3 separate regions of the Homo sapiens genome follow, and regions 1 and 2 are each linked to region 3. Evidence: chromatin contacts called from ENCODE Hi-C or POLR2A ChIA-PET data. All regions are on one chromosome and are shown on one strand. The core of a region is the stretch at or near the end of the contact, and the rest is flanking DNA. Distances in the headings are between cores, read along the strand shown.

Evidence for each region. Hi-C counts contacts between places; a loop is a spot of excess contacts on that map. ChIA-PET counts read pairs that join two places held with the same protein, here RNA polymerase II (POLR2A). Pooled maps may share reads with other maps.
Region 1: a loop to region 3 is called in a pooled map, with 2.7 times the contacts of the local background. The contact joins two enhancer-like sites. A Hi-C loop is called at or near these places in 2 of 50 pooled maps. POLR2A ChIA-PET finds 5 or more read pairs at or near these places in 2 of 52 experiments (H1 and activated B cell).
Region 2: a loop to region 3 is called in a map of PC-9, with 3 times the contacts of the local background. The contact joins two enhancer-like sites. A Hi-C loop is called at or near these places in 1 of 168 maps with a recorded cell type or tissue (PC-9) and 5 of 50 pooled maps. POLR2A ChIA-PET finds 5 or more read pairs at or near these places in 3 of 52 experiments (MCF 10A, PC-9 and activated T-cell).

What each region holds. Positions count from the first base shown.
Region 1 is chr2:63,543,624-63,548,096 of GRCh38, reverse strand. All of the region lies in intron 1 of WDPCP (WD repeat containing planar cell polarity effector), which reads left to right. Among named protein-coding and RNA genes, the nearest start is that of WDPCP, 43 kb to the left of the region's middle. Within about 2 kb of position 2,861, at least 2 of the 41 ENCODE cell types and tissues checked have a DNase peak (open chromatin) inside an H3K27ac peak, as active enhancers do.
Region 2 is chr2:63,613,279-63,617,286 of GRCh38, reverse strand. It overlaps a transcript of WDPCP not described here. Among named protein-coding and RNA genes, the nearest start is that of MDH1, 26 kb to the right of the region's middle. RefSeq lists enhancers at 1,132-1,994, 1,995-2,857. Within about 2 kb of position 2,091, at least 6 of the 41 ENCODE cell types and tissues checked have a DNase peak (open chromatin) inside an H3K27ac peak, as active enhancers do.
Region 3 is chr2:63,887,254-63,891,701 of GRCh38, reverse strand. It overlaps UGP2 (UDP-glucose pyrophosphorylase 2), which reads right to left. Exons shown (of 10, transcript NM_006759.4): 8 at 4,058-4,300; 9 at 1,517-1,621; 10 at 142-582. The coding sequence ends at 475. Among named protein-coding and RNA genes, the nearest start is that of UGP2, 48 kb to the right of the region's middle. RefSeq lists a silencer at 2,593-2,887. Within about 2 kb of position 2,726, at least 3 of the 41 ENCODE cell types and tissues checked have a DNase peak (open chromatin) inside an H3K27ac peak, as active enhancers do.

The sequences.
Region 1 (4,473 bases), core at 1,612-4,111, 340 kb after region 3:
GTTATATGTCTTAAGTTTTTCATTAATATTTTTTATTGATGCATAATAGATGTACATATTTTCAGAGTATGTGATAATTTTGATACATTCATATAATCAAATCAGGGTAATTAGAATATCTCTCACCTTAAATATTTAACTTTATGGTAGAAATATTTGAATTATTCTCTTCTAGCTATTTTGAAATGTGTAATAGATTACTGTTAAGTATAGTCATTCTACTGATCTGTGAAACACCATTTGTATCTATTAATAAACTGCTCTTCATCATCCCCCACCCCACCTTCCCAGCCTCTGGTACCCACAAGTCTATTCTCTATCTTCATGAGAGCCACCTTTTTTTTTTTTTTCTTTTTCTACCTTCCACATATGAGTGAGAACATGTGATATTTGTCTTTCTCTGCTTGGCTTACTTCACTAACATGATGACCTCCAGTTCCATCTATGTTGCTGCAAATGACAGAATTTCGTTCTTTATAATGGCTGAATAATATTTCAGTGTGTGTGTCTGTGTGTGTATGTGTGTGTGTGTGTGTGTGTATACATACCACATTTTCTTTATCTGTTTATCCATTGATGGGCACTTGGGTTTATTCCATACTTTAGCAAATTTTGTATAGGGCTGCAATAAAATGGGAGTGCAAATATCTCTTTGATATATTGATTTCCTTTCTTTTGGATATTTACGCAGTAGTGGAATTGCTGGATCATACGGTAGTTCTATTTTTAGTTTTTGAGAAATCTCCATACTGTTTTCCATAATGGCTGTATTGATTTATGTTCCCACCAGCAGTGTTTAATAGTTGAGCCTACTCTCCTTTTTGTCTACATCCTTGTCAGCATATGTTGTTTTTTGGTCTTCTTGATAATAGCCATTCTAACTGGGATAGGATGATGTCTCTGTGGTTTTGATTTACATTTCGTTGATGATTAGTGATGTTGAGCATTTTTAATATATTTCTTGGTCATTTGTATATCTTTTTTGAGATATGTCTTTTCATCATTTGCCTATGTTTTAATAGAATTATTTGTTAAACTGTCTTTTAAACTAGCTCACTCTTTCATGTTTCCCAGCTCTCTAATCTGGAATTAATTCTTTCTATTGAGTTTCTAATTTCAAGTATTATATTTTTCATTTCTAGTTTATTTACCTTCTCAGAAATCTTTTGTCTTTTTTTTAAAAAAATAGTTTTCTGTTTTCTGCAGTATTTCCAACCCTGTTTTTTATGTCTTTAGATATAAATATAGTTATTTATTTTCTGTGCCTGATTCCAATATATTAAGTTTTTGAGTTTGTTTCTGCTTTCTAATACCTTTACTGGTTCTTTTTCATGATACCTTGTTTTATTGTGTCATTTTTTAAATTTGAAAAATTAAATAAGGCTTTGGGCTCTGGAATGATCTTGTAATTATTCTTCCAAGAGGAACTTTGTTTGCTTATGCTGTGCATTTGAGGTCACTTACAAGCCTGGCACCAGTTTGGGCTAAGTCAAGATTTAAAATGTTTTGAATACACCAGTCAAGATAATTTGGACTGTAACTGTATGCAGTGGCTTGCTTCAGGCTATGGTGTCTCAGGTACAGAATCCCCTGGCCTCCTTTCAGTGCCAAGGCAATTTTAGTTGGAGTTCTCTAGAGTAGGAAAGATTGGGTGAGTTTACTTTTCTTTCCCTTTTATGTTGAGAATTCAAACTTGTTGTTAGAATTGGATTGTCTATTAGATCCCCTACCTTGAGCAGGCCTGGACTCTGTCTTCTTTCCTCTTGAATTTAAAAACTACATTACTGTTTTGCTCTGAGTTCATATTAAAGGCTCTGAGTTATCTATTTCCACATACGTCATGCATAAAATATCTCCTTTTACCATTTTCACTTCATTTTATTCTTTAGGCGGAACAGTAATGAGTGTTACCCCATTTCTCCATTTTGCTGATCAGAGGAGCTAATTACAGGCTAAGGCCCTCCCAAGCGTGGCTCTCATTTTTCTGCTTCAGTGAATATAGTATCCCACAATATTTTTGTAGGTATAGTTCCTTGGTGTGCTGGGTTAGACTTAGGATCCTGAGAGGTATGGCTGTCAGATCTTAGGAGACTGTATTGTTACAGTTGGTCTCTAGGATCATGGGAGCAAGACCCTGCATCAGTCTAGCAAAGATAAAGGTTTTGGTAAGTTTTATGTGAGTCAGGAAAAGCCTTCAATCCACAGGCACATTTCACAGTACTTTTTTTTTTTTTTTTTTAAATCTGAGCGCCTCGTTCAGAAGAAACGAGAGGGGCTGGAAGAGCCCTTTGTAGACCATTGCACCGTTTTTTGCCAAGGAGGTGTGTCATATTCTTGTGTACCTTCAGCCTCTAGAGAATACACTGTGGTCCATGAACACTTGAATGTTTCTAGGTGGATCTGAGTTCTACTTGACATCATGGCACCAAGAAAATCACTTGGATTGTTTTTTTTATACCCTGCTTTAGAGGAACAAATTATATAAATCATACCTCGACTAGAAAGAAGGTGAAAAATAAAATGTTCGGGTAGATTATCACAGGGTGGATAAGAAAATGCATCATTATAGAAGCCTGATGCTGGAGAACAGAGGGTAATAGACACTATCCAAAGAAGATTTGATTGCATACCTTTGCAGTTTAAATGGGAAGCCTGGACTAGTTTTCAATTTGGATTGAAGCCCTCCATTTTCATTCATCTGTCTCTTTTTTTCTTTCTCTTTCTCTCCCTCCTCTCTCTCTCTGTCTCTCTCTCTCTCTCACACACACACACATACACACACATACACGTGCACACACACACACACATTCTACTCACACACTTTAACACTTAGGACTACTACTCTAAGCCAAATTGTATTTGGCTCTCTCCTGGCTTTCAACACTGGAGGTTGGCAAGTTGGAGAACTGGTATACTTACCAGCCAGGGAATTCTGTAATCCATGGCCGTGGCACCCTGCTGCTAGAAAAGGAATAGGATTGGCTCTCCCAAGTGTAGATAATGGATCATAAAGTCTTTGGAAAGGCCTTAGAGTACCTTTCTGTTTTGCCTGAATTCCTCTTTTTCTCCCTCCAGCTTACTTTATGAATTCTTAGTTTTAACTATGTAAAGTCAATGTTGATTCTAGTAATTCACATGAATAGTTTATCACTTATGCCTGATTAAAATGTAGAACTGCAATAATGATTAGTAATAATCAGGTACATTATTAAATAAGTCTCAGGTTAATATTTTAAATTTCATATAATATGGTAATTTATCATTCACAGATGCACATTTAAAAAAGTTATTGCTCAACACTGTAACAGGAACATTAATTTTAAAAAATCTAATAACTATTGAGGAAACTAATAGTAGCATACCTTTCCTTATATACAGCTTTTAAAATATGATTCTGAGTGAAGAACAGGCAAAAGAGCCTACTCTGCCTACTACTCTGTTGTCCTCAGGAAGCCAAAGGAGTAGAGAGAAGAGGAGATATACACCATTATCGCTTTTGCCCATGAAAATGGTAGGCCACCTACCATTCTCATTTTTGTCTATTAATTTTGACATTGAAATACATTCTAGATTTTTAAAAGTGAGTCTTTTTGAAATAATAGAGAATCAGTTTGAACACATTTGAAATATGTATTTCAGTGTACACTCAGAATATTTTAAATAGATTATAATTAAAATCCAAAATTTTAATATATCCCAAACTTAATAGTTTATAAGTCTTTTATAAGTCAAACAAAGTTAAACTTTATAAGTTGAAGATAACAAAGTTTAGATGGTTGATGTAGTATGGTGGTATCATGGTGGTGATGGTAGGGGTTTTTGTTTTGTTTTAAATGCTGAGAACTTTATTAAATTTGTGGAATTACTGAGTAAACACTAGGTGGTGCAGTTGTGCAAGGACCATATAATGAAGTATGCATTTTTTGAAAAAAGGTGTCAGGATGAAATTAAAATTATAGTTTGAAGAAACTCTTTGGAAATAAGAATTATCAAAATACTAAAATAGAATGAATGAATCTTGCTTTGCTATTACTTGGTCTGGGATTTAAATGGGGACCTATCTTGTGATTTACACTAGAAGTCTCAAGCTATTGGTATATTGTTTGTATTGCATTTTAAGCTCAGCTAACCATACCACCCTCCCCAGAGTACAAATAAAGTACATAAAATATAAAAGAAAATACGACAACAAAAAACTGATCCAATTTGGTTTTCTGTAAAATTTAAATATTAAATTGCTCTCTGACTACAATTAAAGAGGCTTACCTTCTACTATTTCAAATTATTCTAAAATGCCCTAGGATTTGAGTAATTTTCTGTAATATTATATCTCATCGAGTAATTGTTGATCAGTTAAAACTTGAAAAGTAGCTTTCCTTTTGGCCTATGTGTCTTCTTTTATTCACTGAAAAAACCCTTGCATTCCTATGTATATTCAAGTCATTAAATTATTAAAGAATCAGCTTCTGCAAT
Region 2 (4,008 bases), core at 842-3,341, 270 kb after region 3:
ATCTCTAAGTTCAAGATAATTTTGAAAATCCTTATTTTCAATTTCATAGCTGAATTGAAAGGCAGCTGGTCTACATTATCACTCCAACAAATACATTAAAACATGGTTAATTATCTCTTATGGCTGCAAGAGCATGGCCAATGTGGAATTTATTCTGTGTCTTGAATGGCTTTCTTGAGAGTTATTACAAATTTTTCCTGTGGTGAGGTGCTAATTACAAGTGCTCAGTTCTGCCCCAGAAGACCTGCTGCCAAATCAGAGACAAGGCAAAAGCTCCTGGTTTGCATCCATTTCTAAATTTGTTTTTCCACCTACTCCAGCTTTATTTTTACTTTTGGGGATGTTAGAGAAAGGCATTTTGTTTTTACAAACAAAAAATTCTTAAACCGTAAATATCCTTGTCATTACTTCAATTAAAAAAAAGCATTTTGTTGGATAATCTCAAAGTTTCTTCTAGCTTTAAAATCCTTCTATGGATTGTAATTTTATTTAGTCCTTTTCACATTATCACTAATATCCTTATTTGCATATACTTTTTAAAATAATGATTTTTTTCTTCTCCACGTGGGTTGCTGTGTTTAAATAATGCTACTTATTTGCATTCTAATATAGGAGGAAGGGAGGAGAGTAATATGGTCTCTTTCCACATAAGCAAAGTTGTCCACTAATCAACATTATTGGCAATACTAAAGCCACTAGAATCTTAAAATTATTTCGTTTTTGTTTTATATTTCTTATTTTATGCTATAGAGTAAAGGATATATAAAAGACTCAAAGGTGCACATTAGACTTACTTTTGCATGTTAAAAAGAAATCTAGCCTATTAGGCTAAGGTGAGGGTCTAGCATGGACTGGCTCCTACTTACCTCTCCAATTCCATTTTCAGCCCCTTTACCCTCCCTCCCTTAATTCCCCCAGTTTGTTTTAGGCCTAAACAGACCTTTTCTTTCCTAAAACAGGAGGAGTTTTTTCCAGGCTCAAGGCTTTTCCATTTATAATTCCCTTTGTGAGGTAAGGAAGGAACTCCCCCTCTCCCTTCTTATTCTTCAGATCTTGGCCTTAAATATCAATGCCTCAGAAAGATTTAGAGAACCATCCCTATCTAAGTAGATTCTCACCTCTGTAAGTTTCTTAACATTGCACTATTTCCTGCAAAGAATTTATTGTACTATATGTGTGTTATTTATAGTATGTTCCATAAAGATAGAATTCATCAATGTACCTGGAATTAGCACAATGCCATGCACAGACTAATCTCTCTGTTGAAAAAATAAATGAACAGGAGAGCATTAACTCTGAGCAACTTTATTCTGGAAATGCCCCAGCTCAAGCCTGAGAATATTATTATTACCAAGGTAACTTCCAGCTAGAATAAGTAGTGCTATGAATTTAGCTCTATGGTGAAACGAGAAAGCTTATTCTCAGGGCCACAAAGTAAGAGAAGAAGCATGAGTAGAAAATCATGCACACATAAATCATGTGCAGAACCCAGGTGTAATCCTAAGGGTTGTGGCTGACACCCCTCTTGAAATGGCCTCATTGCCTGGGGTGGCACCTGAAGTTCTTGGTCTTGTGGCCAAGGAAAGCAAGGACACAAACACACCAAGGGTGAGGTTAGAGCAGAAGTTTAATAGGCAAAAGAAACAGCTCTCTGCTGCAGAGTGGGGTCCCCAAAAGTGTTGCCATTCTGCAGGGAAATGCAAGGGTTTTTATAAATGAGTTAGTGGGGAGGGGGTATCTTATTTACCTAGGGCATGAAAAACAGGTTAGAACCAGGTGTGCCATCTGCACAGAGCACAAATCTCTGGCAGCCCCCACCCCTACCTTTTATTATGCAGACGGCTCCTTGGCCTGAGCTTCTTCGCATTGCTTATTTCTTTCCTACTGTGCATGTGCTGAAAAAGGGGAGGTAGATCCCGCACGGTGGACATGCCTGGCCCCAGGTACTCCTTTTTTGTTGGTGCGGCTGCAGGCATCTCCCCATGAGTATGTCGTAAAAAGGAAAGGAATGTGCTCACTAAGGCCCATTGTGTTTACTGGGATCCACCGTATGTATGTGAAACTTGCCAATTACCCAGGAAGCTCCACCTCTGTGTCATAGCTGCTTCCTTATCTGTGTTTGCAGCCTGATCTTCCAGGCTGCTCTTTGTTAAAAGGTAAGTGATTTCCTGGGCTGCTTTTTGTTAGAAGGGAAGTTCTGCCGAGAACTCTTTGCCCTGTCTGCCTAGCTAGTGTCTTTCTACCTCCTCTCTCACTATAACAAAAACAGGTTAACAAGAGAAAAGCCTAACAAACTTATTTTATCAAAGTTTTATGTGATACGGGAGGCTTCAGAATGAAAATCCCCAAACCTAGGGAAAATTGTCTGTTTTTATGCTTAGGTTCAATGAAGAATAGACAGTTGCGTAGAAATGTGATTGGATACAGGGTATGATCTAATGGTAATCAACTGAGGGGAGAAACCTAGCAAGGCCTGTCTGTTCAGATTCTTGAAATTCCTCTCTGGGAAGCATTTCATCCTCCAAGGTATGGGGCAGAATTCCTATGGAATGAGGTTCTTCAAGTGAAAAGGGAAAAAGAGGTCTTTCTAGGTTTTATGACTTGTTTTGGGGAACAGGAGTTTTAATTGCTATGAGTCACCTTGGGGAAGAGGAATACTAGTTTATAGGCCTGCTTTGGGGAGGAAAAAGGATGGGAGACAAGAGGATAAGAGAAGGTCAGAGAGAGACTTTGCTTCTGTGGTTCTTCCAGCCTCTTTCATTTCAAAGTACTCAGCATACCAAAGACATCATACCTTGGGCTGTTGTGTTCTGAGCCCTAACAGTGCCATCTCCCTCTAAGTATAAAATGATAGAGTTCATCTAGGCTTCATTAGGAGTAAGACTAAGTGGGTAAACATAGGAGTGGAGGGAAAGTTTGCCATTTGCCTTCTGAAGGTTTGCTGAAATGAACTGACAGTAGGGAGATTAACAGGAGAAAAAGGCATACAAATTTATTAACATGCAAGTGTGTACAGAAGCCATACAAAATATGAAACTCAAAGAAGGGTCAGATGGTTGAGGTTTAAAAATCTTCTTCATAGGGGAGAGGGAATGGGGGATGTGGGCAATTTTGAGGGGTAGTAAATGATTTTCAGGATAATTGAATGAGCCCAAAGAACAGACATTGTTCTGGAACAAAACTTCATTCTGAGCACTAGGGGAGGTGGTGGGATAGTGACGGTCAGAACTTCCCTGTGAACGGAGGTTCTTATATTATGTAAATAAAGTCTCCCAGGTAATCTCTTGGAGCTGCTCTCAGAAAAATGAATAAAAAGTCTGTCCGAGCATGGTGATGATGTTTAGTCTTTTCTCCAGTGGTTAATCTTGCCTAGTTATTTGATGAGATTCCTAGGGAGGGGGTCTTAAGACAATTGCATTTCTTTTGAAAGAAGTTTTCCTCAGTCAGACAAGGGAAATACCAGAGATAACCTCTCCCTGTGCTTGGGGTTTGGGGTAGAAATAAGAGAAGGCTAGAAACTCCTCGGTTCTTAGCCTTTCCAAGTTCCTTTAATTCAGAAGTGTTCGGCATGACAAAGCATCATACTTTGGGGTATTGTTCTCTGCACTCCAACAGTGGAAGTGGTGAATAATGTTGGTGTTTCTGCCCAGATTCCTTTTAGCACCCATGCTCCCATTCCCTTGGACTTTCCTTTGCTTCTAACAGCTAGCATCTGGGGTTCTTTTTGGAGGACTGTGCCTGTACTGCTACAGCCTGCTTTGCTGGCAGCATAGAGAGCAGGCAATGGCTGGGAATTACATTCTCCACCCCCATCCCATGATTGGGAGGTTTGGGAGTATGAAATAAAAGCCCCAGGCTCCTTGCCTAAGAACAGAAGTTTCCCTGATTTCATCAGGCTGGAGCCATCCTTGGCTAGATGCACCATTGCTTGGCTTCCTCCTTTTCCCTGCTCCTGCTCTTCTTCCTTAGAGATTTCTCCTGGGAGCACTGCCTTAGTAAATCACATGC
Region 3 (4,448 bases), core at 1,477-3,976:
ACTGGACTCATTAAGTACACACTGGCTAGGTAACTAGCCAGTGTGTACTTAAAGGGCAAATCTTCCAACTAATATAGTAACTGTCTAACAACAATAAACCAGTTTATAGTTAGCATTATAAAGTACCAGTGTACACAAGTATTGCTTCACTGCTTTATTTTTGAAATCACAAGCAATTCAAAGTGATCATCATTGAGGCTTCTGTTAAAAGTTCTTCCAAAGTTGCCCAGTTTTAAGATTAAACAATATTGCACTTTAAGATGAACTAACTTTTGGGATTCTCTTCAAAGAAGGAAAGTATTGCTCCATCTGTGCTTTTCTTAGACTAAAAGCATACTGCAGAAAACTCTATTTTAAAAATCAACACTGCAGGGTACAGTAACATAGTAAAGTACCTGCCTATTTTAGAATCCTAGAGAACATTTCATTGTAAGAAACTAGCCCATTATTTAAGTGTCCACAGTATTTTTCATTTCAGTGGTCCAAGATGCGAAGGTTTCCAGACACAATCTTGTTCTCTAATACTGCTCCAGGTGGGATATCAATTCTGTCACCATGATTTGCAATGATGATAACCGTTCCCTAAGTGACAGGGAAAACAAAAGAGTGTACTTGCAACTGAAATGCAATTTGATTATCTTACAGTGATCAAGTTTATGTACAACTTTTTTTTTTTTACAGTGAAGTAACTTTTTTTATAAACAATATTAAACATGAAAAACAAATAACAGTTAAGGAAAATTGTAATGTGTCCTTCTGTAACAATCCTGGCAGTAGTTCTAGATTCTCTGTCTCCTTGTTAGAGGTAGAACTAAGAGCGGGAAGTGGACCCGGTGCCACAGCATGGCCAGCCCCTTTTGGAGGCCTACTTGCAAGGCCACCAGCATTATCTAACCTTCATAGAGAAATTAAAAGGTGCTTGGTTTACATTTACATATAGGGCTTTTGTTGTTGTTTTTATAACAGTTTACTGATAAGATTTTTCATGTCTTAAGTCTTTAGGCAGTCTCAGCAATAAAATTCAATATATGTATTTGTTTTTTCAAGATCTTCATTTAAGTAAGTAGCTTTAATGGGAGGAGTATATGAAATCTAGTTAGGAGATTTTTTAAAAAATTACATGATTTGGAAAAAGCTATTGTATCTTTGGTGAGCTTTAATACTTTTATACCCCCGTTTCCCTCCTATTTCTTACGTGAGGCTGGAATGACACTGAAGAGTACCTGAGTACTACAATAATGTAAATGAATATTCTTACAGTGATAACATTCCTTTAATAGGTTATATTCAGTACAAATTGTCATTTTTTTTCTGCTTTTACTCAATCATCTTTAGTAAGCTAATGCTAATAGTGATCCTATTTTAAAGATTCTCATTTCAGTAAAATAATTACACTAGTAATTAAGGTGGCACTAAGACTAACAAGTATTCCTTAAAGTAAATGTAAATTTATGACTAGAAAATGAGACCTATATTGTAAGCTGTAAGAAATATAATTTTCATTGTAACAACATACCTTTAATGAAACATTTTTTCCAAATGTCACATCTCCTGAAACTGTGAGGTGATCCAATTCAAGCATATCTGGTATACTTTCAAATCTTCTTAGATAATCTTGAACCTTACAGAAAAGGAGAAACATAAAAATTTGTCTCAAATGGGTTCAAAGAAAGACAGGAAAAATATTAACAAGAAAGTTTAACTGAACTGTAGAAACCTTTTTTGGCAAAGCTCAGGTCCTCTGTGGGAAGCACCTACTTATTAAGCACTCATTATATGCTAAATGCCGTGCAGGAAAGACCAGGAGCTACAAACATTGTTTTTACACCAAGCAATTTACAAGATAGTTGAGCAGATCTAAGGGTTTTTTTTCTTTTTTTTTTTAAAGATAATCAACATGCCAAGAGCCAGATGAATAGTTCACACAATCTGAATTTAACTGAAAAAAAGAGATCATGCTTTGAAGCAGGCTAGACTGGAGCTGGACTTTAGTGGATAGGTCGGATTCTGAAAAATTAGAGCACATTTTAGGAAGAGCAACAGCACAAATTATTATGTTATCACCATCTTTGTCTTTTTATTTCCTTAGATTTACAAGCACTAGAGATTGTCCTATGTGACCCCGTTTCCTATTTTGCTGGGAAAATGGGAGCAATTAGAAAACTTCCACTTGTTTCCATCCACCACCACCACTACTTTGCCCCCATTGCCCATTACTCTGCCTTCCTAGTACTGGAATTGGACTGCTTCTATTCCTACTTAAAGCCAGCCTCTCCATTTGTTCATCAGATCCCTTCTTATGGCCTATCAAGTGTTGTTTCAGCAACTCTCCCTCTTCAGTCTTTTTTCCCTCCTGACTGCATTCCCATTAATGTATAAACATCCTCCCATTAAAAAAAAACAAAAACTCAAATCCTATATTCCTTTCTACCTATAGCCCCATTTCTCTGTTTCTCTTTAAGGCAAAACTCTTGAGTTTTCGATATTCATATCTCCAATTCCTCGTTTTTCATTCTCTTTTAAATCCATGCCTGTGAGGCTCCCAAACCTCCATACTGATAAATCTAATTCTCATCTTACTTGAATCAGCAGCAGCATTTGACACATGATCAATCCCACTTGAAATATTTTCTTCATTTGACTCTGAGGACACATGCATTCATAGTTTCTAATTCCCCATCTGCATTCTACACATCCACAGCAGGTGGCACCAAACCACACCTGCTGTGGACTAAAACAGACTTGGATGGCAGAGCAGGACCCCATAGGCCAACCACAAAGGCTCACAGTGTCACATTTCATTGATTAAATTTTTTGGATTTCACTTATCAGGCTAGGTTGGAGTTTTACAGCAGGTCCACAGATAGTGCTGTTTTGTTCAATGTTACTTTGTTATAACGCTGATGAGGGGAAAAAAAGGATTGCCAGCCAGGGCTACTGTCTGTGTGGAGTTTGCACGTTCTCCCCACATCTGTGTGGGTTTTCTCCAACTATTCTGGTTTCTTCCCACATCCCAAAGATGTGCATGTTAGGTGAACTGGTGTGTCTACATGGTCCCAGTATGAGTGTGGATATGTGTGAGTGTGCCCTGAGATGGGATGGCGGCCTGTGCAGGGTTGGCTCCTGCCTTGTGCCCTGAGCTGCCGGGATAAGCTCTGGTCACCAGTGAACCTGAACTGGAATAAGTGAGTCAAGAATTATCTTGTTTTTATTAATCAATGTATGTACAGCTCACATTTATTTCAGAGTTTAATATTAGAAGTGTTTTGTTTTTAAAATTTGGTGATATTTTTGTGACCAGAAATAAACTGTAGGAACTGAACTCTTGTTTATATCAATTAGCCTATGGCAAAATGTGTTACACATTGTTCTGCTTACTGTGGCAGTTTCCAAGAACATACTGATGACACTGAGGATGTACTGTACTTGCTATTCCACCTGTCTAGAACACTTTTTGCACTAGATACCGATTTGTCAGACTCAATCAACTCAATGAGGCTGCCTGTGGCCACTCAATGTAAAATTACACCATCAACACCACCCCGCCACCTCCCCAGGCATTCCCTATTCTCCACCCTTGCTTTGTTTCTCCATAGCATTTTCCACCACTTGGTATATCATACATTTACTTACTTATCATCCTTTCCCCACTAGAATGTCAATTCCGTGAAGACAAAGATTTAGTCTGTTTTGTTTACTGCTAAATCCCTAGAACCTAGAACACTGCCCAGTACATGATAGGCATTCAATAAGTATTTGTTAAGCCAGAATTAACCTTTTCCCACTGATGAAAGCAGTACTGGTCTTGGAAGAGACAGAAGATAAAATGCCCCAAAATTTAAAGATTATTTTCTACTCTCCATATGGCAATCATGTTTCAAATGTGAAGTAAAATATTTATCTTCTATGGTCAATTCCCTTTAAAAGGTATCAAAGACAGAGGAATACAACAGGTCAGTGGTAGAGACTGTAATTAGTCTCCAATTCACATGTATATCATATCTTTATAATTACACATTTAAGAAATATGAACTCACATATCTTTATAGTTACGTACCTTCGTAAAAGAACTGCCTAATTTAACCAAGGGCACTGTAGGAAATTCCCGCTTTTCACTCATTGTCAGAGATCCTGCATTAAGACTATAGAGGTTTGACATCACCAGCAAGAGATCTGATGTGGTTTTGACAGGCAGAAAACGGCTCCTTGGCACATTAATACCTAGAGAATTCTCAAAACTTTTGATGGCAGCCCCTACTGCAGTTTCTAATTGAATGACATTCAGGCCTCCATCCAAAGTCTGTAAGAAATTAGGGGTGGGGAATAGAAAACAGAGGTTTTAGGCACCTACAACTTAGTTCCATGTAGGTTAGTTAATATTTGGGAAGTGATTTCAGAGATCCATTGATGGAAAAAAAAAAATTTTTTTTTTTTTTTGAGAAGGAGTC